Regions from separate parts of the Mus musculus genome. Here regions 1, 2, 4 and 5 are each linked to region 3. A link is a loop called in an ENCODE intact Hi-C map of the cell type or tissue named here. Cell type or tissue: left cerebral cortex. All regions are shown on one strand. Links, peaks and the distances in the headings refer to the core of each region. The heading gives the core; the rest is flanking DNA. Region 1 holds the start of Ppfia2 (protein tyrosine phosphatase, receptor type, f polypeptide (PTPRF), interacting protein (liprin), alpha 2). Region 2 has its middle 55 kb from the start of Ppfia2. Region 3 has its middle 220 kb from the start of Ppfia2. Region 4 has its middle 290 kb from the start of Ccdc59. Region 5 has its middle 27 kb from the start of Ccdc59.

What was found. A loop is a pair of places that touch in the nucleus more often than their neighbours do. Peaks named below come from ENCODE experiments on the same cell type or tissue, not always from the same donor. Only the 100,000 strongest peaks of a DNase experiment are listed, where the experiment ranks them.
Region 1: a loop joins it to region 3, with 5 times the contacts of the local background. A loop is called at or near these places in 2 of 42 quality-filtered maps.
Region 2: it touches region 3 in a loop (1.9-fold over the local background); 3 of 42 quality-filtered maps call a loop at or near these places.
Region 4: it touches region 3 in a loop (2.4-fold over the local background); 2 of 42 quality-filtered maps call a loop at or near these places.
Region 5: a loop joins it to region 3, with 2.1 times the contacts of the local background. A loop is called at or near these places in 3 of 42 quality-filtered maps.

What each region holds. Positions count from the first base shown.
Region 1 is chr10:106,465,025-106,471,115 of GRCm38, reverse strand. It overlaps Ppfia2 (protein tyrosine phosphatase, receptor type, f polypeptide (PTPRF), interacting protein (liprin), alpha 2), which reads right to left and starts at 806. Exons shown (of 32, transcript NM_001205341.1): 1 at 525-806. In left cerebral cortex, for the core only: no CTCF peak of the experiment used is centred there; DNase peaks (open chromatin) are centred at 872, 1,603 and 2,481; H3K4me3 peaks cover 1,831 bases; H3K27ac peaks cover 1,685 bases.
Region 2 is chr10:106,411,985-106,418,075 of GRCm38, reverse strand. No RefSeq gene overlaps it. Among named protein-coding and RNA genes, the nearest start is that of Ppfia2, 55 kb to the left of the region's middle. In left cerebral cortex, for the core only: no CTCF peak of the experiment used is centred there; a DNase peak (open chromatin) is centred at 2,878.
Region 3 is chr10:106,251,406-106,257,496 of GRCm38, reverse strand. No RefSeq gene overlaps it. Among named protein-coding and RNA genes, the nearest start is that of Ppfia2, 220 kb to the left of the region's middle. In left cerebral cortex, for the core only: no CTCF peak of the experiment used is centred there; DNase peaks (open chromatin) are centred at 2,210 and 3,147.
Region 4 is chr10:106,124,350-106,130,440 of GRCm38, reverse strand. No RefSeq gene overlaps it. Among named protein-coding and RNA genes, the nearest start is that of Ccdc59, 290 kb to the right of the region's middle. In left cerebral cortex, for the core only: no CTCF peak of the experiment used is centred there; no DNase peak of the experiment used is centred there.
Region 5 is chr10:105,865,326-105,871,416 of GRCm38, reverse strand. No RefSeq gene overlaps it. Among named protein-coding and RNA genes, the nearest start is that of Ccdc59, 27 kb to the right of the region's middle. In left cerebral cortex, for the core only: a CTCF peak has its summit at 3,885 (motif pointing left); a DNase peak (open chromatin) is centred at 3,885.

The sequences.
Region 1 (6,091 bases), core at 385-5,384, 210 kb before region 3:
TTCGGCAAAGGCTTACTTAGTCTTCGGAACCCTCCCAGCTCTGTCTCCGTTAAAGGAGTAATTCAGTAAGAGAAAGCCTAGCCATTGTCTGATTACATTACACGAATATTTCTCCTCCTCTTTAACTCTTTGAAATCCCCTGTCCTCGGGAAATATTCCTACCATGTCTAATGGAAGCATTTTCACTTTCTTTACCTCTGTGCCTGCTCGGATGGTCAAACAGCAAGCGTACCCCACACTGCTGGACAGTTACTGCTCAGCCACACCCCCACCACCCCGAAAGAAGTTGACTTCATAATTTCCACACTAAAATTGTTCATCAGCCCCAGGAGAGAACGAGCTAGGCAGGAGCTAGAAAAATCGGGGATGGAGAAGATGGGTGGAAAGCAAAGGTAACTAATACCCACAAGGAGGACTTTGCCTCTCCTCTTCCCTGGGGGCGGGGTGGGGCTGGGGAGGTGGTCAAGGGGGGAAAAAACCCGAAGCGGAAGAGAAACCATGCAACTCGAATACAGTTTCTGTACCTAATGTCTCTTATTTCAGGTCCTGTTTCTTCAATTGTCAATGACAACCGCAGTCTCGGCTGGAGGAGAGGTGAGGCTCACACCCAGCAGTCCTGGACCATTTCCTTAGCAACGGGAGGAGAAAGACAGCTTAGACACTCGCGAGCCCCAGCGTTCTCTTGGAACGTGCCCTGGCTTCCTAACGTGGCAGCAGTTCGGCATCTTCCCGTGGCTCCGTCAGCAGCCAAAAGGAGAAAGGTCCATCGGAAAAATGGCATATTACAAATTTTGCTTTGGGAAGCAGGGCTCGGTTCAGACCATTGTCAAAGGGAAGAGAGGGGGAGGCGGTTCTTAAAGCAGCCGCGGTCCCTTTGCCGCCCAAGCAGCGGCAGCCGCCGCCGCCGCCGCCACTTTCGCGTGCAGCAGGAGCCCCGGGGCGGAGAGATGGTAATCCGGGACTGGATCTGACTTTCAGAAACTTAACGTAGCATAACTTCTCCCCTTGGCATCCCGGGCCACCCAGAGAGGGTGAAGACGTGTCCCTCCAAACAGGAACTTTGGGGTGAAGTGTGGGAAGTACCTATATGGAAGGGACATTCTCCACCCAATACCCCACCCGGAGCCCCTGTGAAGTTTATGGTAAATGTTGGGAGTTTGATGGTTAAAAGGAAGTGAGTCCCCTGGGGATGCTAGAAGCAGGACAGGTCTTCTCTGGGTGCCCAGCCTACTTCTATTCTAGGGTGTATCCTTTCACTTAAAGGAGGTGCTTCTTTTCTGGGAAGGTAAGCAGAAACACACACACACACACACACACACACACACACACACACACACACACACATGCACACCACCCACCTCCGAAGACACCCCCGCCCCATCATCGCGCGCTGCCTCCGCCCGCTGCAACAATTTTTTTTTCCTTCCAGTCCCTCTGCAATTCATCTGCTTGCATCAGTTGGCCGACAGAACCAACCTGCTGGGAACTGAGTGAGGATGCTACAGCATCTTCTCACTTGCCTAGTGCAAGCCTAGGATACTCCTCCTTCTGTGTCTCCTCCCCTCCTCCTCCTTGGCAATCTCCACCTCCTCTTCCTCTGGAACAAGGGCTTCCCCTGGAAGCTGCCGCAGTGGTTTCCACCGGCGGCCCTTAAATAAATTCTGAAGTCATCACGTCTTTTCTCTCCTCCTCACGCACACGCGCTCGTGGATACATTCCACTCTTCTCCCCAAAAGCTTCTCCGGGGCTGCTGAGGATCACTCTGGTCTCAATGCTCCTGATGAGGGCGAGGACCACGGGTGATCTAAAGTATAAATGGGTTCTCTTTGCCCTGCCTGCGCTTTTCCCACACAATCATCTTTACAGGAAAGCTTGTGTTGGCATGTGCTTTTGAGAACTGGGAACCTTCCTGCTCTGTGGCCTTCTGTGTTTGCTGTGGCTCTCTGCCGCTTTCTTCTCTTGAATCAGAGGCAAGGTAGTCAAGCTCACCGGAACCTGAATCAGTCTAGGGTGTGGCTGGGTCTGTCACTTTGCCTTACCTCTTCAGGTCGCCTCCATTCATTGCCTTAGCGCTGAGGATCTCATGTTAAGTGTTCCCTGTCTGCATGACTGAATTTCAGCTTTCAATAGTCTGGCAGCCCCAAGAACATGTTCTAGTCCCCAGAAACTTTCCCCTCCCCCATTTCTCCTCCTCCCTCAAGCATCTCTGTCTCTCTCTGTGACTCTCTCCCTCCCTCTGTCTCTTTCCTCCCTCTTTTCCCTCTCCCCGACCGTGTGTGTGTGTGTGTGTGTGTGTGTGTGTGTGTGTGTGTCCATTCATATAGATCAAGAATAAGGAGACACCAGTAGATAAAAACCAATACATTAAGGAAATGTTTGAGAGAGGAAGATACTGATGCACTAAAGGAACACAAAGAGAATTAAGCATCAAGTAGACATTGAATAGAAGTTACAGCAAGGGTCCAGAGTAAGCAGTATTAGAAGCCCCAAAGAGCAGAATCCAGATTTCACTGAGAAATGATGTGCACATCCTGACTCACTGAAGTATGATCACTAGATGAAGTTCTTTTGGGGGAAGAACTTAACTAGTTGATGACTCTACAGTAAAGTTTAAGATGAGCCATATGATTTATATCCCTTTCTCTCCTGGACTGTTATTCAAGTTTCGCATCACAATGTAAGAATTGAGTGTAAAAATATTAAACATTAGTAGATGAATAGTATTATTGTTATATGCTACATAAAGTACTATTTCTCAAACATGCTCACTTGAGTGTCCTAGTTCTTTGTAGATGCTGGGACTCTAAGCCTCGGGTGGATCCTGAGAGGCCACACTCTTAACAATGTCTATACAATACACTGCATTGGTGTGAACAAAATCTCCCCCCTCAAAGAAGCTGTGTCTGTTGAGACTAATGGACTGATTGGAATGTTCCAGGTCCAGAGGCTAATTATTTTGTCTCACGCTAACATTGGCCGCTAGGAACAGTCATTCCCTATCAAAATGGAGAAAGGTTCGTATAAGAAGTTTGCAAAAGCACTAGATTATCCCATTAGCAAGAACACAAGAAACACCATTGTGAATGTTCCTATAGCTTATTGTCCATCCAATTCAGCATACAATATATATATATATATCCAAGGCAGCTTCTTATAATGAACCTTGCTTGGTCTCAACCCCCATAGCCATGCATCCTTCAGGTCAAAGGTGCTGTCTGTCTCAACCTTATAATTCCTGAGAAGTTCCAAAATGATACTAGTCCAGCTATCTCAGCATCCCACATTGATAACCACTGCCTAAATATTCACAGAAATGTAAAAAAATAAAGGAGCTACTAAATATCCATTCATGAAGTGAAAAGTCTTTTTGTACTTTTTATTATATATGAACAGTTTTAATGTTAAGGCCATCACTGGCTTCCACTGATTTTAATAGATGGTAAATTAAACAGTATGGTGAACTAAAACTATCTCCATATAATTGTCTACATTTAGTAGTATTAGTGCATAAGATGAAAATATGAATTTAGTTCGTAGATACATATAGGATCATGGTCATAGATATATAATGCTTCTTTTGTACATTTTATTACAAATATTACTTTCTATATTTATTGTTTAAAAGGAGTATAGCACAAAACTACTTTTATGTATACTATAGTGGGTGATTTTTCAATTATACATGTCCTGAGTATCAAATGAAATAATAGTATTAGCCAGAATCTCTAAAGAACAGACCCAATATAATGAAAATACATAAATGGATTATAGATTGTGGTCTGGCTGGTTTTACAATGCCTGTCTCTCAATGGAAAGGCTAAGAATCCTGTATTCTTTGAGTGCACCAGGCTGTATGCGATGCCAAAGATATAAGTTCTGGTACCAGGAAAGGAATTTCTCAACCACAGGATAGATGAAACTGTCCATGAAAGAGAGAGCAAGCAGGGAAAGTATCAACAGCTTTGTGTTTCCTGGTCCTTTTATGTGGGCTGCTATCAGAAGGTATGACCCTGGTTTAATGTGTCTCCTCGAATGACCCAATCAAGAATATCCCACAGAGGTATATTCAGCAGCTTGGGTTATAGTTAATTCCAAATATGGTAAAGTTGAATATCAAGATGTCAACTTGTGAACTTGACAAACAAAATTCCACCTCTTTATGTCATACATAATTTCCAAATGAAAAAAATAGCCAGCATAATTCTACCTAGCATGACACATCTGTCCCACTTAGAAACCTCAAATGAGTTATATATTTTATCACAGGTGGCAATGGGCAATGTCCGCGGTGGAATGATTGGCCTTTTAGTACATTATATCTGCTGTGTGTGTGTGTGTGTGTGTGTGTGTGTGTGTGTGTGTGTGTATGTGTGTGTGTGTGTTTATGTATATATATATATATATATATATATATATATATGTATGTATATATATATATGCAATGTATATAGTATTTCAAACTGTGATGGAAGCACATTATTGCAATGTGCACTTCTGCATATGGTCATGTACCCTCTACTAGTGGCTATAAATACCGTCTTCTATTACACATTCTATTTTCTCCCACCCTTAGAAAGCGCCTCAGTAGTTCTTGAGAACTGAAAGGAGTGACTCTTACCTTCGTTCATGAAGAATTCAGATCTGTTGTGTCCTTCCTGGATTGGATTTTTTTAGTTCTCGATTGACTTTAAACACAATACATAACAACAAGAAATGCCCTAAAGGATTCTGTGCAGCTCCTGCATAATCTTCCTTATCTCCATTGCAAGGAAGCAACACAATTTTCCCATGCAGCATGCGTGCAATAGACTTTCCCATGGCATCCAGCTGTGTAAAGCCTATCCCCATAGAACTTCCTTGACTCCCCTGCAATTAATGTCTCTACCAAAGCAATGATGCTGGCAAGAAGTGTCCTCTCCTACCTTTAGCAATGCAGCTTAGCTTTTTAGAGACACTATACTGAAGTTACCATTCACCATGAGACCTTCAGTCTCCTGAGAAAATCTGATGATCGTGATGAGAAATATTCTGTAAGTTTTTCATAGTTTCTCTGTCTCTACTTTGAACTTTGAGATATTGAAACAGAAGGTCCATGAAATGCCCATAAAGCACTATGGTGTATCATGGCTTTGAGCCCCTTAATTCTGTTAAATCTTAAATTCCACTACAGTTCCTCTGCACAAGTCATTCGTAGAATCTCAATACTGGGTAGTTTGGATCAATAAATCCTCCTAACACTGTTATTCCTTTCTTAGCCTCTTGGGCTTAAGAACATCAGAGGCATAACCAGGGAAAGTAACCAGGGGAAGGAAGTCCATTGAACTTTTTATTCAATGGAATGTTTGCTTTGTCTCCTGGCAGGAGGACTCCCCTGTCAGGACCCAAAACTTCTAGGTCAGCAGAACTTAAGGCCACAGGAACAGGAAGCAAAATCTTTCATTGTACATCACTAGAGATGTTGTGATAGTGAGTTGGAACACTGCCAATTAGTGATACAAAAACAATTCATGATGTGTGCGAAAAATGTTTTATGTTAATGCTAATCAAGATGGATTCGAATGTATAATACAGTTTCATAAGATAATGCGCCAAAGAAAATAAGTAATTAAGGATAAGCAATGAAAATAACAAAGATTTAGTAAATAACAAATTAATTTTTCACATATAAGGATGGTTTCGATACAAATACAAGGCAAGTAGTAACTGAATAGAACAAGTGTATATCTCAGTATCTTCTAATTTCAACTATATAGGTAACCATCTTGGCATTTTGGCAAAATGTGTGTGTGTGTGTGTGTGTGTCTTACCACATATGGCTACGAGTTAGGATCAGATAGCTTATCAGGGACTCATCCCAGAAGACTAATTCCTCTCAGCAGCAATTAATTGTAGTGGCAGGTGGTATTAAAAAATGAGCCAACTCACATGATATGTACTCGCTGATAAGTGAATATTAGCCCAGAAACTTAGAATACCCAAGATATAAGATACAATTTGCGAAACACATGAAGCTCAGGAAGAACGAAGACCACGGTGTGGATACTTTGCCCCTTCTTGGAATTGGGAGCAAGGCACCCATGGTAGGAGCTAC
Region 2 (6,091 bases), core at 269-5,268, 160 kb before region 3:
TCATTTTCAGGATAGTTGGGCTGTTTAGCTATCCTTGATCTTATGTGTTTCCATATGAATTTTATGATTTCTTTTCAAATTCTTAGGATAATTACATTGAAATTTTGATGAAGATTATATTCAATGTGTATGTAGCTTTTTGGTAGAATGGCCAGTTTCTCAATATTAATTCTTCCCTTTTTTCATTAATTAATTTATTAATTTTACATCCTGACTGCAGTCCCCTCAGTCCTCTCCTCCCAGTACCCCTTAAATCTCCTTCCCTGTATTCTCCCCCTTATTCTCCTCAGAGAAATGGAACCTCCTTCTGATTCCAGCTAACAACCTATCTTGGCATATTAGGTCTCATCAGGTCAAAGAGCATCCTCTCCCACTGAGGCCAGACAAGGCAGCCCAGCTAGGGGAAAATGAATCAAATAACAAATGCACCTTTGTGAAATTAAAAAGAATCTGCATAGTAATGTAGCTGTCCAGCAGCTATGGAGAACTGGGTACCTGAAAGGGAGGCTGGAAATGAAAAAGGATGGGTGAACTAGAGAAGGATGAAGCCAAGACAAAGTTTTCTGATCAAAGCTCAAAGTTTAATTTTCAGCTCTGTGTTTATATAGGGAAAACCCCACACACCCATCCTTTGTTTGGGTTGGACTATGTTGCTTTGTTTCAGTTGGACAATGTTGCAAAGCAAGCTCAGCAGGCAGTCTGCTCCTGCAGGAAACTGCAAGTGTGACAAAGCAGAAGACTTCCACCTACCTTGGAAGACTCCACCCTAGGTGGGTTAGGTCAAGGAAGACCAACTGTGGCAAATAATTAAGGTCTTTTAGCCTGCTCAAGGCTGGGGGAAGGGCACAAGTGAAAACAACATCATTTGTATGAAGAGTCAGCCTAGAGAGCTGGCTTCTTTTTACAGAAGACTTTATTTTGGGTTATGATTTCAAAGGAGAGATTCATAATTTCAGGGAGAGGCATGCATGACAGCAGGTAACTGAAGCAGTAAATTGAGGCATCACATCTTTAGCCACAAACACAAAAGAGAGCCAACTGGAAGCAGAAGAAGAAATAAACTCCCCAAACCCACTCCCTGGGAACAAACTCCCTCGAGGAGAGAAGAACTGGGAAAAGATTTCCTTGCTACAAATCTGACATAGGATTAAAGTCTAGAATATACAAAGGGGAAAAAAGTACACACCAAGAAAACAAACAATCTAATTAAAAAGTAAGATCTGTAGCTAAACAAAGAGTTCTTAATAAATGCAAAAGTATGAAAACTATGTTTTAAAGGATCAAGGCTAAGCATCCTTAGCCATCAGAGAGATAAACATTAAAATTACTTTAAAATGCCACTGTGTCCTGGTCAGAGTGCCTAAGATAAATATATATATATATATATTTTAATGACAAGGAATATTGACATTGAATTGAGGAAAGGAGACCACTTAGTGTTGGGTGTGTTGAAACTACTGTGAAAAGTGATATGAACACCACCTCCCACTCCCCCACCCCACCCCTCCATCCCCGCCGAAGCTAGAAGTTATTTTGTGAACAGGTACTACCGTTCCTTGGCAGATACCCAAACAATGCTACATCTTATTACAGAGATAAATATCTCATCCACAGTAACGCTGCTCTATTCACAATAGGCAAGAAATGGAGACAGCCTAGACATCATAGATATCGATATCAGCAGCTAATAAATGGAGCCTTATGAAATTAAAATGTATAATTACTTGGGATTTTTCTAAGCCTGTCCCAGCTCCCGGATAAGGACATGGAGAATTATCTATGTATTTATGACTTTGGCTCTAGCTTAGACTTGCTCCCCAAGTAACTCTTAATGTACATCAACCCCCTTACACCATTTTATGTCTGTCGTGTTGCTGGTTAGTTACCTCTCCCCAGTTTCATATGATGTCTTACCTACTCGCTCCCCCTCAGTGATCATCAGACTTTTATTGACAAGTGAATGCTTTCACACTGTGCATAAGAGTTTATCCCTGCAAAATCATTTATGCCCATTAAAGGGTACCATGGCTTGTGTGATGAGGCAGCCCAGAGAATGGGAAAATGGCTTTACATCTGCCAGAGGGTTATGTTGCAGGATATTGGACCATCTCGTGAACCCTGAGATGGTGAACAGGGTAAAATCTGTTTCTAGTGATATAGCTCAGCACTTACAGACTCCTTTAATCCAAGAGCTATCTGTTTAGTGTAAACAAGGCTTTGTGGTGTCCCTCAGCTCTAGCATACACCTTTAGCCCAAGAGCTCTATGTAAACAAGAGCTAAATAAAGTCAATGACAGGCAAAGCAAGCAACCAGTTGAGAGTGAGTGAACACAGGAAAACTCAGGAAAGAGACAGAAGGGTCTTTGAGTGAAAGGGTATTTAAGACAGTGTGAAGAAGGAGAAAGGGCATTTTTCTTCCTCGGTATCACTGGAGTAGGAAGGTCAGCTGGGTGCGTTCTCTGCCTCTCTGAACTATCAGGCTTTCACCACAGTATCTGGCTCCTGATTCTTCATTTGATAAATCAGACATTTGTGATTTCATATTAAAAACAACAGGATTAGATTCTAGAATATACACAGAGCTAAAAAACAAAAATTAGACATGAAGAAAACAAACAACCTAATTAAAACTGGGCCGTGATTTTAAAAGAGTTCTCAAAAGAGAAAACATAAACGGCTGACAAATTTAAATTTAATGGAGAACATTTGTAAAAATGCTTAACATCATAAGTCATAGGAAAAATGATAATGAAAATTACTTTGAGATTTTTATCTTCCCCCAGTCAGAATGATAAAGAGCAAAGAAACAAAGCACCACAGATGTTGGTGTGGATGTCTGTCCGTGGAGGGGGAGCAGTTAGTCACTGCTGGTGGGAGTGTAAACTAGTATAGCCACTATGTAAATCAGTGTGGAGGTTCCTCACAAAACTGAAAATAGACTTACCATATGATCCAGCTATCCACTTTTGAGCATAAACAAAGGATTTTATAACCTACTACAGAGATAATTGCTCCTCCATGTTCATTTCTACTCTATTCACAATAGCCAAGAACTTGAGACTACCTAGATGTCCATTAACTGATAAACAGATAAATGAAATGTGGTATATATACAGAATTTCATTCAGCTGTAAAAGAAAAATAAACATAAATGGGTGAGTTAGTGATAATCATTCCCAGGGAGTCAACTAAGACCCAGAAAGCCAGATGTGGTACATGTTCCCTGATAAGTGGATGCTAGCTTCACTCTTTTGATATGTGCCCATGGAAGACAGGAAGCTAATAAGGGGCCATGGAGAATTTCATAGGCAGGGGATAGAATATAAGTGATTTGAAGATGGGAAGGGGAATAATGGAACAGAGCAGGTTAAGTTGTGTGTGTGTGTGTGTGTGTAGGTAAGTGGGTATCTAGCACTACAGTCTTGTAAAGTAGCTGTATAAAAACATGCTAGTTAAGTTGTATGTGTGTGTGTGTGTGTGTGTGTGTGTGTAGGTAGGTGGGTAACTAGCACTACAGTCTTTTAAAGTACCTGTATAAAAACATGCTAGTATAGAAGTTTCCAAAAACATATACATGTAAACATAAAATGTATTTCACTTGATGCTGCCCCAAATAGGGGCTTGTCATTGAATTGTTCCACTTGGCCTCAAACTAACTCTGGCAACTTGTTCTAATCATCTGGCTCCTTCTTATGCTCTGGCTTCAGCTGCCTCTGCTGACCTGCCCTGACCTGCATGAACTCACTAAGGAACTCAACTCCCCTGCACTGCACACACTGCACTGACTCCCAACTGACTGCACTGCTTTTTGAAAGCTTCTCTGTGCTGTTCTCATGAAAATTAGGCATATCCAATCTCTGACTTATTCTGTCAAATCTCTTTCTGATTTGTCATTTTGCCCCTCATTTAGACATTGATTTCAAACAGGACTGTTTTCATCTAAAAACTATCCCGACTTATATTGTTTGGCAGTAAAAGTATATTCTAAGGGCATGTCTGCATTCCAGCAAGAGGGATTAAAGGTGGCGTCTCTGTCTTCCAATTAGATCACACAGACATAAGTCTGTGTATGTGATTCCTTACCAAAGCAGCCTTGTTTGCAGGATTAAAATTCCTCTACAATTTATACAATAGAAAATGAGCTCAAAAATTCCCACCTCTGGCTGAGAAGATATTAGCAGTTTATGGCTACTTGGGCGAGAACACTTGGATTTCATCAAAGAACCAGTCATTGATAGGTTACTTATATTCCTGTATATTAATATAGATTGTCTCATGCTCATGCAGCATGCACATACTGGCAACACTAAGTAGGCTTTTGTTGTTGTTGTTGCTTTTGAACTCAGAAATTTGAAAGGGTAAAATGGTAGAAAAGGACAGTACCCGACTGGGAGAGAATGGAGAAGAATGTGAGCAAAAACGTTATATTCATGAATTAAATCTCAAACAAATGCAAAACCAGAATAAATAAAATGAGAGGCAAAGTTTACTCAAGGGAAATATTACATCAGAATGAAAAGAGTGCAGTAATACTTGAGAGGCTCTCACAAAGCAATTTCTGAAATCACACCTTCTCTTATTTTAAAATGGTAATCATAGCTGATATAATAAATATTATATGAGCAACGAATATAGAAAACACAAAGATTCAAGAATGAGAGTGAGGCGTAAGCCCTCAGGTTTGGCACTCACTCGTGCTTGGAACAGAGCCAAGAACCTTCTTTCTGGGAAGCAATTTCATTTCAGCCATTTTATAAAAAAATGTCTTTAGCAATAATACATACCCTTTGACCTACAGTGTTCTTTTCTGTTATCCTATTGAGGACAACAAATATTCTGACAAAGATTAATGATGTGGCATTACTTTTAATATCGAGGTATTGAAAACCACTTACTCGTTTAAAGTCAGAAAGATGATGAAATGTATATTGACACATCCGTTTGCTACTTGGAGTCAAGATTATGGATAGACAAATCCAGATTCTCTGTCTGTACTTGTCTTTCAGTCTTTCTTCCTTCGAGAACAAAAAGAGTTTAATTAATTAACCCACTTCAGGACATTTTGTAAGGATGATATTTGTATGCTCTCTCAAACACATATGAAATAGAAATGCTAGTTTAAGAAGTATTACATGTAGCAGAGGATGGCCGAGTCGGCCATCAATGGGAGGAGAGGCCCTTGGTATTGTGAAGAGCATATGCCCCAGTACAGGAGAATGCCAGGGCCAGGAAGCGGAAGTGGAAGGGTTGGGGAGCATGGCAGGTGGACGGTATAGGGGGCTTTGGGGATAGCATTTGAAATGTAAATGAAGAAACTATCTAATAAAAAAAAGAAGTATTATAAGTAAACGTTGTTTGAATAGAGTCACATGACACTGTCCACTCACTCATACAAAAGATATAGTACATTATCCCATTTTCATTTTTTCCTGTCCATCCAGTTCTGAGGATTTGTTCACATGGTCTATATCTTCCTGTATTTGATCTGAATCTGGAGCTAGTGACTTGTAAACTGAGCTCTGTCAGGTGTTACTTCAGAGCTGTCATTGCAAACAAGGCTAGTTTGCCTCAGTGTAGGAGTTAGAATGCAAACAAATGGTATTTCTGGGGTGTTTCCTCAGGGAAGCATGCAGGTTGCAGAAGTCTTTATGATCAAGCAACTTGTCAAGTGGGTTGAGTAAATGGAACAAGTAGTAGGCTTTTCAGTTAGGTTATGGGAGCTAAATATTGTTGCACAAAAGTTCAGAAAAAAAGACACATGGCAGTTTATAAAGGTTCTCTGTGTCCTTAGACAAACAAAAATGAAACCTTGCAAACTGAAAAGGTGTAATTCAGATGTGGTAAAAAAATAAATAAAATAAAATAAAATAAAATAAAATAAAATAAAATAAAGGGATATGAAGCAATTCTCACTTTAGGTAATAGGAAGTATTAATATGGCCATGTCAGAAGGTTTTTGTAGGATATTTTTTGACTTGGCTTTAATTCATCCATTAAGTACAGCATCTATATGTGTCTGTTCATGGAATAATACCAGTTTATAAAAGAGGGAAAAGAAGTAAAAGAAAAACAAATGACACCATCAGAACCA
Region 3 (6,091 bases), core at 562-5,561:
CTTCTATGACTGGTTTCTGTGATTTAGATTGATCCTTACAAGGGTGATCACTATTTATAAGGTAGTACTTCATTCACTTCTTACAATAAAAAGGACTTCAATGATTCAGATACACTAAACATTTAGATATTTCCACTAGTGTGGAATTAAGGGTCGTGTGATAAACCTGTGCTTCTATTTAGAATACTGATTATCAACCTGTGGGCCAGGTTCCCTTAGGGATCAAATGACTCAGAAGGGTTGCCTAAAACCAACAGGAAACACAGATATTTTGCCAGTGATCAGGTTTTGGAATCCATGTGGTGGGAAAACTGAGGCAGGCAGCTGTTTGGAGTGCTTATTGCCACTGATAGGGTGAATCCAGAGACTTACAGGGGCTGATGCCAAAGGCAGCTGACAATTAGAGAAGTTACTCAGTAGACTTTTCTTTGAGGGAGCAAAGCTTAATTTACTGGGACTGGCACTTCCTATAGCCAGTAGAAAAATTATGAACTCTTTTAAGCCTTTGAGGACAAGAAAGAGAAGAGAGAAAATTCACACACACACACACACACACACACACACACACACTGAGTAGATGAAACAAAATGCAGAGTCCAATAACATCCTACACACAAACATGTACATTTGTGCATATATACGTACATACATTCACATTTATAACACACAGATGCATATTCACACATAGAATGGTTAGAGCAAAGCTTCAGAAAGTTCCACACATACAGCATTCTATACATACATATATACATGCATATTACATACGTAAATACACATAACTGGTAGATGGAACAAGCTCTAAAATACACCCAGAAAAACTTTACATATATACATACATGCACATAGTTAATGAGTGGAAGGAACCGTGTGTCAAACCCTGTGATACAAACCTTACACATGTACATAAAAATAGCTGATGAATGAATGTTCCAACACACTCAAACAAAACCCTAACATACATACATACATACACATAGTTGATGGATGGAAGGACCAGTGTTCCAGCCCTGCACTCACACAAATTTTACACATACACATAGTTGGCGAATGCTCCGACCCTCATAGTTTATTCTTTCTTCCATAGCTTATAATCATAGAAAATCTTTCAAGCAATATAAAATTACAACGTGATTACTTTTTAGTTTTTCTAGTGAGTGGCTATGAAAAAGCAATGTTTTCCAATACCTTTCCAAGAAATAACATTGGGTGGTACAAGTAAAGGAACAAATTATTTCCAAAAACCCTTGCACATTACTAAGCAACTTGTTACAGACTAAGAACATGTAAGCAAGCTAGGGAGTTTGCTCAGCCAGTTTCTCTGTTGGGCAGCAAACTGCGGTTACAAAGAAAGAAATAATTATTTTATTATTTATCTATAAAGGTACTCTTATAAGAATCTTAAAAGAATCACAAATCTAAAGTTTTATATAAAGATCAGTCACATTTACTCTAAATTCTCAGAATATGTATCTACTCATCTGCAGTACTTAACAAATCATGTCAGAGAGCAGAGGGGGGAAAATGGATATAAGAAATCAGTCATCACCAGTCAGCCTCAGTAAGAGTCACATCAGACAGTGCTGTCATTGTTCTTATTCCCTGGCCATAAAGATCCTAGCTTAACTGGTAAGAGTGTACCTCTCTGAACTTCAAATTGATCCCTAAGATTTTCTACATCTGACCCAGTAATGAGAACATCTCAACCTAGCTTCGCTAACAATTTAATTTTTCCAAATGTTTTCTAAGTGTGGTAGTCATGGCTGACAATCTATGTCTCTTAAGTTCTTTCCTAGGGTGGTGATTGAATCATTAAATCTGTTCCAGCAGCAATGACTGAAAGAGGTCAAGCAGTACTATTTTGAGTGCCAGAGATACTGTCCAGTGAGGGGCTGGAAGCCTTGTTAAAGTTTTCATACAGTTCTTAGAGTAATCGGGATGTGAGAGCAGCAAGCAGAGCAGAACTCCATAACAGCATGAAGTCCTCAGAATACGTGGTCCTCAGGGTCATGCCACACCAAGGCTCACCATGAGCTGTATTCCATGAGTTCTAAAGCCTTTTATCATTCCTCTTGCATGGCCCTCGGCAATGAAAATCATGTTATGGTTAGGGGTCACCAAGCTATAAGTGGGCAAAGCATTGGTTGAGAATCACGGACATAAAAGTACTACCAAACTGTTTCACAAAGCACCTGCACCATTTTCTGTTCCCATCAGCAATGCGTGTGGACCAATTTTCTCCATATTTCTGCCAAACTTGCTGCTGTCTTTCTCAGTCATCCCAGTCAGTGTAGAGTGACTCAGACTTAAAGCTTCAAACTGAGTTTGAACTAACAGTTGTCTTCTATGTACTTATTGGCCACGTGCATATGATCTTAGAGAAATAGACTACCAATCCTTTTCTCATTTTAATACCATTATTGGCATATTATTATCAAATGGCAAAGCTTGCTTAGATATCTAGGCAGAAGCCACTTGCCAAAAATGATTTGCTAGTATGCTTTGCCATTCAGCTATTTTATTTTCCTTTGAATCTCAAACATTTATTTTTTTTTTGAAGCACATACCCCAAAAAAAACAATTTTATTAAGTAGAAGTTAGACTTACTTCATGGTAATTAACCAGTTACAAGTGCATCTAAATTCATGTGTGCGAACATCATAGAAATCAGAATGGTCTTTCTGAAAGACTTGTGTTCTGGCTTGGTTTGTGTTGTGGTCCAGGTATGGTTTTATTGATGTTGATATTGTTGTTTCCTTTGTTCTTTGGGTTCAGTGTGTTCCTGAGACTCTGTCATTTATCTAACAGTCACAGGGGTTTTTGCATGTCTTCTTCCAAGAATTATAGAAACTATTCTTGTATATAGGACTGTGGTCCATTCTGACTTTTTATGGGGGGGGGGAGTTGTCTTGTCTTCTATTTATGTTTGTTTGGTTTTAGTTTTGTATGTATGATGTGAGGTGAGGTTCTAACTTTATTCATTTGCATACAGTCATTCAGTTTCCCCAGCACCATTTGTTGAAATGACTATTTTTCACCAGTCAGTTTTCTTGGCACCCTTTTCAAAAATAAATTGACCATATGTTTGTAATTATGCCAGTACCGCCTTATCTTGATTACCGTAGCTTTTCTGCTATGGTTGAAATCAGAGACTAGTAGGCAAGATTGTTTGGCTATTCTTGGTCCTTTGCAGTTCCGCTTCGGATTTAACTTCAGCTTTCCAATTTCTTCCTAAACTCCCCCAGAGACTTCGCTGGAATTTACACTGAATCCTCAAATCACTTTATAGTCTTGCCATCCCAACAGTGTTGAGTCTTCCAGTGCAGAAGCATGCAATATCTTCCTGGTTTTGAAGTCCTTTTAGTCTCTTCTTCCATTGTATTAGCATTCATAATACAAATCTCACACCCCTCTATTTAAATTTATACTTATAAATTTTATTTTTATAGTGCTATTAACATTATAAACAGAACTGTCTTAGAAATGTAACAGAATTAATTAATTTTTGGTTTATTGTCTTAAGTGTTGCCAAGTTAGTAAACTTGTGTTTGTGTGTCTGTGTGTGTATCTGTCTTTCTCTGTCTCTTTCTATGTCTCTGTCTCTATCTCTCTCTCCGCCTCTCTCTTTGTGTGTGTGTGTGTGTGTGTGTGTGTGTGTGTGTGTGTGTGTGTTCTCTAGACACGGGGTCATATAATCCACAAATAGAATTCAATTTGTTTAGTTTGTTCCAATTTTCATACATTCCAATCTTTTTCTTGCTCAATGTAGACTGGAGACCCCATTAAAATGTTAAGACAAAAAGTGAGATTGGACATTCATATCTCCTTCTTAACCTCAGGTTGAAGAATGCATCCTTTGGTCATTAATCTTAACTATTTTTGGTAGGTAGATGTTCATTATCTAATTGTGGATGCCTGTTTTTATTTCTAATTCAGTGAATGATTTTTAACATAAAATACAGATTATCAAATGATCATGAAATAATTATATTTTCTGTCTTTTATTCTGTGAGTAGTGTATATAAACAATAGATTTGGGGATGTTAATACAATCAGGCATTAACTGAATAATCCTGGTTGGCATTTGTGTGTAAACATTTTAATATATATTTGTATTTGGTGTGATAATATTTTGTCGAATAGTTCTGCAAATACAGTCAGAGGGAAGATTAGGCTGTGTGTGTGTGTGTGTGTGTGTGTGTGTGTGTGTGTGAGTGTGTGTGTGTGTATGTGTGTGTGTGTGTGTGTGTGTGTGTGTGTGTGTGTGTGTGTGTGAAGTTTTATTTACTTCTAATACCAGGATAATGCTGACCTTATAGGATATAGAAGAAAATACATTTAAATCCATCTATTTTGAAAAAAGTTTGTAGTAATTTTTCTGTTGATGCTTGGTAAATTTCACCAGTGTTAACACTGATATGTGTTTTGGAAAGGTTTTAATATGATAACTTCTATCCTTTTAAGCATAATTAACATTCCATTTATATCAGAATTCGAGGTAGCTGCCAATTATATTCAGAAATGAATGTCTTTTTTATTTATTTGTATTTTTGAGATTTATTTTAATTACAATATCATCTCCTTCCCTTTATTCCCTGCCAGCCCTCCCCTAATCGCTTCCCAGCTGTCCATCAAATCCATGACCTCCTTCTGTCATTCATTGTTTTGGCATGCATTTGATGTTTATGTACACACACAAGACACACACACACACACACACACACATATATGGTTTTCTAAGAGTGTACTTCACTCAGTTTATCTAATTGCAGGTGTTATCAGCAATAGTGTTTTCATATTCCCTTCAACTTCCATACAGTCAACAGCAATGCCCCTTCATTTCTTATTCCAGTAATCTAAATCGTCATTTTTTTACACTCATTATGATTAAAAGCTTGTCAATATCATTATCATTTTCAAATTAGCCCATGTTCACTCCATGTTCACTCCATGTTCACCCCAGCTTTCCTTCGTTCCCCGTTTCCAGGTATATCTTTCTCTTCCTCATTACCTGAAACCTGTTTATATCTCTGTCCAATATATAGCTAAAGCTTTTTAACATTTTGTAGATCATGCTTTTACTGCCACAGTATAATTATACCTGATATTTGGAATTTGGGCTCCCCTGTCTCATGCATTTTGTTTCTTTATTAAATTACTTTAAATAAAACAGATTATATATATATAGTACCATACTTTAAATGTATTTGAGTTGTATTGGTGGTTGTTCTAAGGGGTTTAATGCACATCATAACTTAGAATCTATCTCAGCCCCATGCAAATTTAAATCCTATAAATTATAGTAAACTTGTTTTGTACAGTTACATTTTTCCCTGTATTTTTCTGTTTGTTCTTATCACATATGCTACTTGTAGTCTACATGGTGAAGTCATAAGTTGTCACAAATACAACTTCAAGTAATCTTACTGTTTTAAAAACTGAAGAAATAAGAGCAAATATATGTTTAAAATTTGTTGTTGTATGAGCTTCCCTAGTTATTCTGTCTGATTTGACTTTTTTTTCTATTGAATTTAAGATATTTTGTAGTTACTTTACTATAGTATGACTGTATTCCTGCTGACTTACTTTGTGTTCTTACTGTCAAATATATTATATTTCTGCTTGCTATGTGCCCATTCGCTATTGTCGTGCAGTGAACTTCACAGTAACTCAGAGATGAAAGCTCACTTATCCTGCTGCTGTATAGTATACAGGTGCCTCATTTCTCAGGACTTTCAGTTATTTTTAGTGCTATTTATTTTTAATCCAACGAACTTTAACGATTATTTTAAGGATAGACTATTAGACATAATATTTGTTCATTTTTTTACTTGGTAAATGTTATTTCACTCTTATGTTGAAACACACTTTTCTTAGATATTCTTCTGACACTTTTTTGCCACTAATGCTTTGATGATGTCACCCCACTGCCTTTTGGACTTCTTTATTTCTGAGGAGCAGTCACTTTGATGAAACCATTCCTTTAACTGTTGACTTCCACGATTTATTTTCTTTGTCTTTATTTGGCATTTTACTATGCTGTGCCTGGTGGGTTCATGGGCGTCACTCTGACTAGACCAATTTATGTTTATCT
Region 4 (6,091 bases), core at 639-5,638, 130 kb after region 3:
TGATCCTGATTAATTTCATAACTAAACTTTAGTTTTTCTCAATATCTTGTATTTATTTGCATACATTCAGAGCAATATCATAAGATTCTGAGAGGACTGAGACAGGCTGACTCCATGACAGGCTTCAAATTGGCAGTTCAGGAGACTAGGCCTACATTTCTCGTTCCAAAAACTAGGCAATTCCAGGCAAGTCAGTGACTGCAAATACTCCAGGCATCAGGCAGCCAATCAGAAACTGCCCCACCATCTGTAGCTACCCTGTTACCCAGTCCAAGACAAGGACAATGGGTCAGCAACAGATTCTAGGCTTCCAAAACAACAGTTTTCAACCTTCCCCCAGTCCCCAGCAATGGTTCTGGAGTGTTGCTAGATATAGAGTCAGTCAATTAAGATAAATGTCACCTACCCCTCCCTGGAAATCCACTAATGTGCTTTAAATTGGGCCTGTGAGCTCATTTGGGCATCTCCATCTTAGTAAATGGTAGACCCCAGCATGCTGGACTCTGCAGAATAAAATGTTCTTTGCTTTTGCATACTATTTGAGTTGGGCATCATTCTTCCGCAAATTATGGACCCTTACAATTACATACTGATATGACTATGCCATTTACTAATTTATTAAAATATGCTTGAACTAACAGGTAAGCAGAGGTAGTACTGTCTCTTTATTTTTTCTGCTGATCCACCTAAATTTTCCCCTTCAAGATTCCATGTATGATATGTGTGTTAGAGAACAGCTGTGGTTTTCTCTCATCCTCTGTTTCCTCCCTTAGGGTGTCCAGGCAATGTTATACATGGGGCTAGAAGAATGAAAAGTAGTCTGGAACAGGTAGGGTCTTATAGTATCCTGGTCTGACTGGGAGTAAGTGTGTGTGTGTGTGTGTTGGGGGCGGGGGTGGGTTGGTGAAGGGTGGGAGTTGGGATGAGATCTTAGAGGAGCTATCCAGATATGGTAGACTTCAATCTTTCCTGGCATAGTTTCCTAATGTCCATGACCTCTTTTGTATATAAAAATTTTAAAAAGTCAAATGTTCCAACTCTCCTGAGGCAATGCTAGAAATGGTGTCTATATCAATTGCCTTACACTCAAGCCCGATATGTAAATATTGTATACACCACTCTGCAAAAAATATATAATATAAAATATATGTAATTACTACTTTAATAGAGACGTGTTGAAATATTCACTATTCTTACTTTATGTTTTTACAGTTGATATAACTAAGGTTAAAGAAAAAGGAATTAAAACTTGGCTGAGTTGAATATCCAATAAGCAATAAATCCAAGATTTGCAAAGACTGTCTGTTTTCACTTGCTGGACTCATAATTACATTACCAATCTGGAAATGTGTTATGAATTTGTTGGGACTAGGGAATAAAGAACAAAAGAAATCAAGACAGTACTTGAAAGTGGATTCTAAAGAGGCTAAACAAGGATAAAATTCTCAGAAGATAGATGCTTAAAATCAAACTCAAGTGTACCACTCTTAGTTTAAAAAATGGTTTTCCAAAAATCACTGATTTTGTTCAACGAGGATACCTCATGTTTATGATTTTATCTAAAGTTATGCTGTGACACTCAGCATCAATTGAAAGGCAAAAGAAGGTACCTGCCTTCTTCAAGCAGAATAAGTTCTGTGCTGTTATGCTGTCTCATCAGGTAACCTGTGTAGTAAAACATCTGTTCATGATAATTGCACTTACATGACCTGTCTAGTTTTTAATAATAACTGGCATTAGACCAATCCAAAATTCAAGGCAGATATAACTGATAAGTAGAATTAGGTGTTACCATTAAATGACCAGTTTGTTGTGAAAGAAATCAGAAAGGATTTTCCAAAATGCCTAGAGTCAAACCACCGTGAAAACACAAAAACAATCTGTGAGACATAGACATATTTGTAGCTGTTGGTGCTTTTATTAAAAATAAATAAATTGGTGATGTCACTTGTTTGTACTTGTGTCAAACTGTGAAAAAAGACTCAAGGACAGGTGTAAATAAACCCCAAAGATTTTCATTATATTGGATTTCACTATTTGTTATGAGTTTTGATGTACATAAGAAGTAATTGGTGATACTGTTGAAAATTCAAAATTAAGGCTAGTCAAAACTTAGCTGTTATATAATAGCATTAGAAAAAATAGAGATCTCAATAAGCAGCTTATTAATTTATCTCAAAGGAAACAAAAATGGGCTACATTAGAAACTAGTGGAAGAAAAATCATAACGATCCGAATTAAAGTTAATGACACACATTCTAAAAGAATAACAAAAACTGCAAGTTCTGTTTTAGGGCTCCTACACTCTTCTGGCCTCTCTGGGCACCTGCACATATGAGCATGGGTATTCATGCTCAACTACCATGCATATATACAAAATATTTGTTAGAAAAGTGAATATGTTCTTTTTATGTACAAATTTAAAATAAATATTAAAGCACACATGTTTCAGAACAAGAAAATGTCACAATTTAAAAATAATCAGGTGCTGTAGTAAAAATCCTGCAATAAAACATGAGATAAAGTTTTGCTCATGTTTGTTCTCAGTTGCCATCTGTGTCTGTAATGAAAAGCAACCTGGGGACAAAAGGCTTCATTTAAATTTGTGGGTTATGGTCCATGATTTTCCATGATTGGATGGAAATCAGATAAGGAACTGAGCAGGAACATGGAAGCAGGAACTGAAGCTGAGATAGTAGATTAAAGCTGTTTATCCCTCTAATTTTCTCAGCTTGCTTTTTTTTAATGAAACCTAGACCCACTTCCTATGGATCGTGCTGCTCACAGTGGGCCAGATATTCCCACATCAATCATCAACCAAGATAATTACCCAAAGTCATGCCTACTACAAGGCAATCTGAACGTGGCTAATTCCTCAACTGAGGTTCTTTCTTCCTAGGTAATTCTTTTTTTTTTTTTATTGAATTCTTTTTTTTTATTGGGCATTTTATTTATTTACATTTCAAATGTTATCCCTTTTCCCGATTTCTCCACCTCCCCAGAATCCTCCTATCCCAGTCCCCTCTCCTCCTTCTTCTATGAGTGTGTTCCCCTACATACCCACCCACTCCCACCTCCCTGCCCTCACACTCCCCTACACTAGGGCATTGAGCCTTCACAAGACCAAGGTCCTCTTCTCCCATTGATGCCTGACAAAGCTATCCTCTGATACATATATGGCTGGAGCCTTGGGTCCCTCCATGTGTACTCCTTGATTGATGGTTTAGACCCTGGGAGCTCTGGTTGGTTAATATTGTTGTTCTTACTATGGGGTTGCAAACCCCTTCAGCTCCTTCAGTCCTTTCTCTAACTCTTCCATTGTGGACCCTGTGATCAGTTCAATGGCTGACTATGAGCATCTGCCTCGGTATATGTCCAGTTCTGGAAAAGCCTCCTAGAAGACAACTATATCAGGCTCCTGTCAGCAAGCACTTATTGGCATTCACAATAGTGTCTGAGTTTGGTGACTCTGTATGGGATGGATCCCCAGGTGAGGCAATCTCTGGATAGCCTAGGTAACTCTAATTTGTGTCAAGCTGACAATAGAACTAACCAGTATAATATTCAGAAAGAGGTTTGCTTTCAAAAATGGTAAGGGTCATATTTGTTATGTATCTTTGTGATTTATATGACATATTCTATGTTCTATTGTTGTGATAGAATATCTAAATATTAAAGAGAAATTTGCTTTGCTTATTGATTTCTGAGCTTGCAGTCCATCTGCAGTTTCATTGCAGTTAGTCCAAGACAAGTAAAAGACATTTTGTAGATGGGATCACATTTGTTGAGAGTAGGCTCCTTAACTCACAGTAGTCAGAGTCAGGAGAAATGGTCTACTATGTACCCCCATGAAGCTACTTCTTTTAACTTCACCCTACTTTATAGAAATCTATTCAGCCACACATTTATTAATGTGATGTTAAAAGTTAGAACCCCACTCCAGACCCCTTCTTTTTACCTAACTTTTCTGGGTCTATCAATTGTAGCTTGGTTATCACTTACTTAACTGCTTATATCTACTTACAACTGAATACATTCAATATTTGTTTTTCTGGATCTGGGTTACCTCACTCAGGATTATGATTTTTAGTTCTATCCATTTGCCTACAAATTTTACAATGTCATTTTTTGTAACAACTGAATAATGTTCAATTATATAAATGTACCAAATTCTCTTTATCAATTCTCCTGTTGAAGACCATGTGGGTTGTTGATAGCTTCTGGTTATGATGAATAAAGCTGCAAGGAACAATGTCGAGCAAGTGTTCTTGTGGTAGGATGGTATACCTTTTGGATACATGTCTAAGAGTGGTCTATCTGGGTCTTGAGCTATCTGAATTGGATTCAGATCTTTCTGAAGAAGTGTCATATTGATACATGGATCTCTCTCTGAAGGGAAATAGAATAAATATTACTGAATACTTGTGGCTGGAAAGAATGGAAGGGGGAGAGAGGGAGGAAGAGGGGGAGGGGGAGAGGGAGGAGGAGGAGAGGGAGGAGAGGGAGATTAAATGGGACGAGGTTTCCATCAAATTTTTCCCCTCAGAGATCAGGAAATCCAGTGGAAAAGGAGAAGTAAAGAGTGTAAGAGCCAGAGGGATGGAGGACATTAGGAGAACACAGCCCTCTCAATTAACTAAGCAAGCTGTATATGAGCTCAGTGTCAGAGGTAGACGTACAGTCCTGGTATGAATCTTTACCAGATCTTCTACATGTATATTACAGCTATTAGCTTAATATTATTACAGGCCTTCTGACTGAGAACGAATAGGTCTCTGCCTCTTGTACCTGCTCTTGGGACCCTTTCCCTCATTTTGGGTTGCTATATCTAACTTTGGTATTATCTTATTTGCTTCATCTTGTTATATTTTATTGGGTCATGTTTGGTTGTTATCTTTTAGAAGCCAATAGTTATCTAATGAGACACAAAAAGGGAGTGGAGTCAGGGGAGAGGAGATAAGGAGAAACTGGGAGGAGTAGAGGGAGAGGAAACTGTAATCAGGATATATTGTGAGAAAAGAATTTGTTTTTAATAAAAGGGAAGAAATTTAGAACCTTTGAAATCCAGTGATCTCTCAAAAGAACTAAGCCATCAGCACAGGAGGCTTTGGGGGAACGCTGCATATCTGAACAACTGCATACACAACTGATTTTTTTCAGGACCTACCCACCTTTCTGTTCTTTTTAAGAGTCTCACAGAGTAACCATGTGTATCAATATCAATACCATGTTAATAACATGTTCATGAGTTCTCCTAGTAGGAATTAATAAACACTCAAACATGAAATCTGGGAAAATACAGTCTGCCTTTCTCCCTCCTGATTAGAAGCAAGATAATTTTAACAACTGTTTCAGACATTTTTGCCAAAATCATTGTTAAAATCTCTAACTAGAACAGAATAAAATCAATGCCTTATATTTCCCGAGGTTTTCACATTCAACATGAATCCTCAGAAAACATACTTGATGTCTTGCTGTTTACATTGTCTCACAACCCTCGTATGTAATCAGCTACAGAAGGCCAACTCATTTCAGCAACAAAAACAATTAGTTATTAGATTTCCTGGGTGGATTGTTTTTCCAATCTGAACATCCGTTAGTTATTATTAGAGAAAATTTACTTCACCACTGAGACATCCATCAATTTTCTTTTCTCAGCTCTCAGCTTAAAACTCTCATTTTCTTTCAACCAGTATGGGTGTGATGATGCTCTCAGATTCTCTTGATGTTTTGAGAGATGATTGATGTCAGGTGCTAGCTTTCTTGAGCCTTTTAAAATTGTTTAAAAACTTAAATACTTTCTTCCAAACTTTGAACTTGATAAATTTTGTTAAACCTTCTTAATTTCCTTGCTCTGTGTGTGTTTGTGTGTGTGTGTGTGTGTGTGTGTGTGTAGATATTCACATGTGCAGGTATGTATGTGTGCAAGCAAGCCAAAGTTTATCCTTAGATGTCATCTCTGATCTTTTCCACATTACTTCTGGAGTCAGAATTTCTCAATGAACCTGAAAGTCACCAGGCAGGGTGGCTGGTCAACGAGCTTTAGGAATCCATCTGTCTCCTGCCCTCCCTCCCCCACCTGCTCTCCCCA
Region 5 (6,091 bases), core at 769-5,768, 390 kb after region 3:
GGATCTCCTTAAAATATATACATATATGAGAAAAATCTAAATAGAATCACCAAAGAATGGGGAAAACAAAGCCCCAAATAGATTTCTCTTGCTACCAAGTGAAATATTCGATGATAGAAATGGCTTGTGTCTAATTGAGTTATTGACCAAAGAGGCCCCAATGGAAACTCCCAATCAAGGCCAGGGCTATTGCTTGGGCTTCACAAACTGACAGCAGGCCATTTTTCTGAAGACAACACTTATATATCGCCTTGAACACAGAGAAGTTGAGTTGGTGCCTAAGGAAAGTCTTCATTCCTTTGGACTAGTGTCCATGCTACTGGAAAGTACTTGGCAACACTACTGGAAAATAAAAAAATAAACAACAAAACAAACAAAACGAAACAAACAAACCAAAAACCCCACCAACACTAACAAAAAACAGAAACTGCAGCCAGCTATATGCTCTTCAGTCTACAATGTTGACTTGTCTTCATGATAGGTTGATGGAAGAGTGGCACAAAAGCTGTGGAAATAACCAATAACTGTCTGGTTGGATTTAAGGCTCACTCTGTGATTTGGAACCCATCCCCAACACTGTTCAGGTGTCCAAGAACCTGAAACTAGATAGGTTATGGAACTAGAAAAGAACAAATATTACTGTTCTGCTAAAGAAACAGGAATAAAATGACTTCTTATGACATTCTGCAAGTGTCCGTAGATAGATCAGTATCTCACTGAGCCAGCATCCAAGAAGCTTCATCTTGAAGGAGATGGCAATTAATACAGAGACCCACAACTAGACAAAGTGCAAAACATGAGAGACCTTGGAACACTCCATCCTACATGGGATGTCTTCATCAAACCCCTCACTTTAAAGTTCAGGGAATTTTTGCTGAAAGAAGAGGTGGAAAGTTTGTAATAGTCACTGGGAATGGAAGGCACCAAGGAAACAAGGCCTTCCAGAAACAAAATAACTGAAATGCATATGAACTCACAGAGAACTTACTGTGGTAATGGGCACTGGGTCTACACAGGTTCAAGCCAGATGGGGTCCTAGTGCTGAGAGAGGAACAAGCTATCTCCAAGTGACAACTGCTCACAAAGAAAAACTCAGTCTTCTCCAGTAGGATGTGATTGGGTACATAAACCATAGGTAAGGGCAGCTCCCATGCCCAGCAGCAGACAACCATCACATGATTGGGTCTATAAACCACAGTTAAAGGTACCTCCCATGCCCAGCAGCAGATGGGCATCACAAAGGGAAGCCAATGATCCTTGTGGAGATGTTTTGTCTCATAATACTTTGGATTGGCACCTGTATTGTGAAACATATGTTTTATTTTTAAATTCTGAATTGGGAGAGTTTATCCCATGAATGAGAAAATTTTACTCTGAGACTTATGATTTATAATACATTATAAAAATATCTTACCAGTTTTGATCCTGTTATGTCTGACAAGGTTTATTTGATGTGCAGATATATTTGTAAGTTCTTGTAGTGAAATAAACCCTTTTTTCTTCAAGGTACTACTTGATTTTTCCTCAGTGCTAGAAAAGCTTGGATCATCAAGTACATATGCAAATGTTACAAATGTATTTATTCATATGTCTGTTACAGGTGTGAGGATTTATGTGCATGTGTGTGCACTGGTGTGTGGAAGCCAGATACTGATGTCAGATGTCTTTTCTATTACTCTCTACATTATATGTTAAAGCATGGTCTCTCAGCTCAGTCCAGAGCTCGCCACATCAGCCAATCTAGCCAACCAGATTGCTGCAGGAACCCCACCTCTGCCTCCAGGGCTCTGGGATTACAAGCAGGCTGCTATATGCTCAACTTGCATTTACCTGATTGAGTTCTGGTCCCCATGTGTGATGGTTTGAATAAGATTGGCCCACACAGACTCATGTGTCTCAATGATTGGCCCATAAGGCATGGCACTTTTAGAAGGTGTGGCCTTGTTGGAGAGAGTGTGTTATTGTTGGTGGAAGTGTGTCACTGTTGGTGTGGGCTTTGAAGTCTTATATACTCAAGCTATGCTCAGTGTGGCACACAGTCCCCCTTCTGCTACCTGCAGATCAAGATGTAGAACTCTCAGCTCATTCTCCAGCCCTATGTCTGCCTGTATACTGCCATACTTCTTGCCTTGGTAATAATGAACTAAACCTCTGAAACTGTAAGCCAACTTCAATGAAATGTTTTCCTTTGTAAGAGTTGCTGTGGTTTGGATGTCTCTTCACAGCAATAGAGACCGTAAGAGATCACGCTTGTAAGATAGCGGGCTCTGTGTCCACAGATCTATATTTTCCTTTATACTTCATAAGCCCATTTTCAAATGAGCATACTTCATAAGACTTAGGTTTCCATGATTCATAACTCCATTTGTGTCTTGCACACACGTGCCTCTGTGTGTGTGTGTGTGTGTGAGTGTGTGTGTGTGTGTGTGTGAGTGTGTATGTGTGTGTGTGAATGTGTGTGTGTGATTGTGTGTGTGAGTGTGTGTGTGTGTGTGAATGTGTGTGTGTGAGTGTGTGTGAGTGTGTGTGTGAGTGTGTGTGTGAGTGTGTGTGTGTGTGAGTGTGTGTGTGTGTGTGTGTGTGTGTGCTGAGAATTGCATCTGGAGTTAGCAAATGATGGTCGAATGAGCTGTATTCTCAACCGTAAATACAAATTGGAAAGTACTGAAGTTAAATTTGTTTCCATTAGCAAGGTACTATGTGAAATATTTTTAAGGGGAAATCTCAACAGTGGTAATTTTTAGAGTATATTATCTGGATATTTATTTTAAATTTTAAAGTTTTTCTACAAAATGCATTTGTTCAAGGAATTTTAGACTCAGAGTAAAATTTTAAACCACTGTAAATACTTTCTTGTCCCTATTTAATTTTATTTATATTGTTATTTTTTTAGAGTATATTAACACATGTCTCTACATATTAAAATAAGTACATACTTATACACCAAATACTATAGCTTGACAACAGACAGAACTCTATCTGGGACAAAAACTAAGTGGATATAGCAAACTCAGAGTAATGAAGTTGGTCTGATAGAGCATTAACTTAGCACTAGGCTTCCTGACTTAAAAAAAAAATTGACACAACAAAACCAGCTCTACTGTGCTGTCACATAACAGACAAGTGGCCCACGGGGCTTTTATAACCTTTGCCTGATTGAATTACTGTCCCTGAGAGGTTCAGTGGAGCGTTTCCTACTTCATCCAGTCTCCACCATTCTAATATTTATAAATAGCCAAAAGCAGCAGGCCACAATCAAAAACAGCACTGGAATAACGAAGGTTTTCAAAACATCTAAAAACAGCCCATTTATAAATTCATTCAATTAGCCCTGTCTTCGCTTGTTGGGTACAGGGTGTGTTCAGGTTTCCTACAGGGTATGCAAATGAGCAGGAACTTTACAGATATCTACTGTGGCTGCTCACAGAAGACTGTTTCTATGTCTAGTCTCACATTAGAGCACTGTTCATCTTAAGAAATGGATGGTAAAAAATAACATGCACTTACTATTGTACAGTCATTTGCAATTTTTCATAGCTTTGGTCTTTAAAAAAATAATAAGTAGGAGTCACATCAAATATATGCCATGTTATATCAATTTCATGTTACTTGTATTGTTATATTCATAAACCAAATTTATGCCCCAAATTTCTTTCTCCCTTTCAAAAAAAGACCTAGGTTCATCCCTAAATTCAACAATACATGGAAGGCATGAAAATATTTAGGTAAGGTTTGGTTGTGTAGGAGTAACTGTGATCAATGAAAACACCTAAATGAGTAAATATTTTGAATTCTTTAAATTTATTCCATAAATCAGTAAAATGATACATTTAAAAATTATTTTCAATCCCTCGCTAGCAAAAAACAGTTGCTTGTCTGCCCTCTGCTGGCTTTGAGAGGATAGTTCAACTTTACAAAGAGTATATTTGCACAGTAGTTTAGCACAGAAAAATGAGAAACACTTGTAAACGCTTTAAACACTACACAATTATTTAAGCTATAATTAAAATCTAAGTAAAAATTAACCGTTCGTATACTTCTTTCAGGACTAAAGCACAGCTTAGAGTCAGAAGATCTGGAAAGTGAGGCTATCAGCATGAAATCAAGTTAATTGGAAGTTTTTAAGCAGACAAAGAGAAAAACCAAAAGAGCCCCAAAAGCAGAAAATCATTTAGTATTTACAAATAATACGGGTTGAACACAGAGTCAAGCATGTGCTAATAATTTATGATGAGATAATTGTTCTTATTTATAGAAAAAAACAGAGGCCTCATCCACAAACCTCACATAAAACTAAATTTTAGGCAGCAGTCTAAAAACGTTAAATAGAAAACTCTAAATCTATAGAAAGACTACTAGCAGTTTGAAGAATTGTTTGTCAGTAGGGACTGTCAGAAGTAAGAAACTGGGAAAGTCACAGAAGAAATGACCGGCACAGTGTACTGCAAATGCATTTTTGTAAGAGGAACACTCGGTAAAGGCAGAGGCAAAGATCGGTGTCAAAAACAGCACGAGGCATACTGTACAATTGCACAAATTCTCTGATTGCAAAGTCTGACCATGGAGCAGTGAGAAAACAAAAATAGTTCCATGGAAAAAAATAAAGATTTATTTAAAAGAAATGCCTAAAAGAAATCTAAGCTCACCGTGACAATGTTCATCTGTAACTCAGGAGACTGTGGTAGGAGAATCAGGAGTTCAAAGCTAGCCTGAACTAGTCAAAGCTGCTTTTCTCACAAAAAAAAAAAAAAAAAAAAAAAAAAAAGTGGAAATGTGGTAGAGGGGAGAGAAGACATAGAAAGAAAAATTTAAACCACCAGTAAGTGTGTAAAAGTTTTAGAACCCACATTATTAATCTAGGAAAATAAAATAAAATGTGATATATATATATGTTTGTGTGTGTGTGTATACACACACATACATATATATGTATATATAAATACATATAGAATATATAATACATATATAATGTATAATATATATGTATATTTAAATGAAGATTATAAATCATTGATGACCAAAATTGGAAACAATAGCATCACATCTAATCTGCTGCAAAAGTTATAATATATTTTGGCGCTAATTGTAAATTATAAATGCATGTACATTTCACACATATAATTTTGGTGAAGCAATTCTACTTAGAATTTATCCAACAAAAATTTCAATAGGTCACTACCCAAGAATATTCAGATATGAGTACATGATACATTTGGTGCGGCAAAAAGCAGCAAAACTCAAATATGAGAAAAATAAGATTAAATTTTTGTATAGCCATCCTATTATACAATTATTAGAAGAATCTTTTAGAAATGTATGCACTGATCATAAAGATGAATCACTCAGATGGATCATAATGAGTCATTAAGGAAAGTATAGATGATGATATAACATTTATATATGATTGAGAGAGAGAGAGAGCGAGAGAGCGAGAGAGAGAGAGAGAGAGAGAGAGAGAGAGAGAGAGAGAGAGAGAGAGAGAGAAATGTCAGGAAATGACTAAATCCTTTATATTAACTAACAAGGAGGTACGAATGGGTAGGGTGGAAATAATTTTCAGCTTTATATTTCTTTATAAATCTTCAGTACTTGGTAACATTTTAATTATTTCAGTTAGGACGGTATTAATATGTTAATGACATCGCTTAGTTTGCACAGTCAACAGGAAGTACTCATATATCACATCTTTAAGGATGTGTAGGACAATTGCTTGAACTGTTTCTTTTTTTTAATTTTAAACAAATTTTTCATTAGATAATTTCATCATTTACATTTCAAATGCTATCCCGAAAAAGTCCCCTATACCCTTCCCCTGCCCTGCTCCCCAACCCACCCACTCCCCCTTCCTGGCCCTGGCATCTTAATTCCTCTTCTTAGCATATCCTTAAGCTCCCTAGTGGCTTTTGGATTTAGCCTTCTAACCCAGTTCCTGCCTACAGCTGTAGGCTTACAGATTACCCATAGTAAGTGTCTCTCCAAGTAGCATTTCATGTGATTCCTTCCGGTTGGCTGTGATAGCAGGTTCTGGCGATGGATGCCCAAAATAGCTTCCAAAATTATTCCAGGAAAAAAAAAAAAGACAGTGCACTAT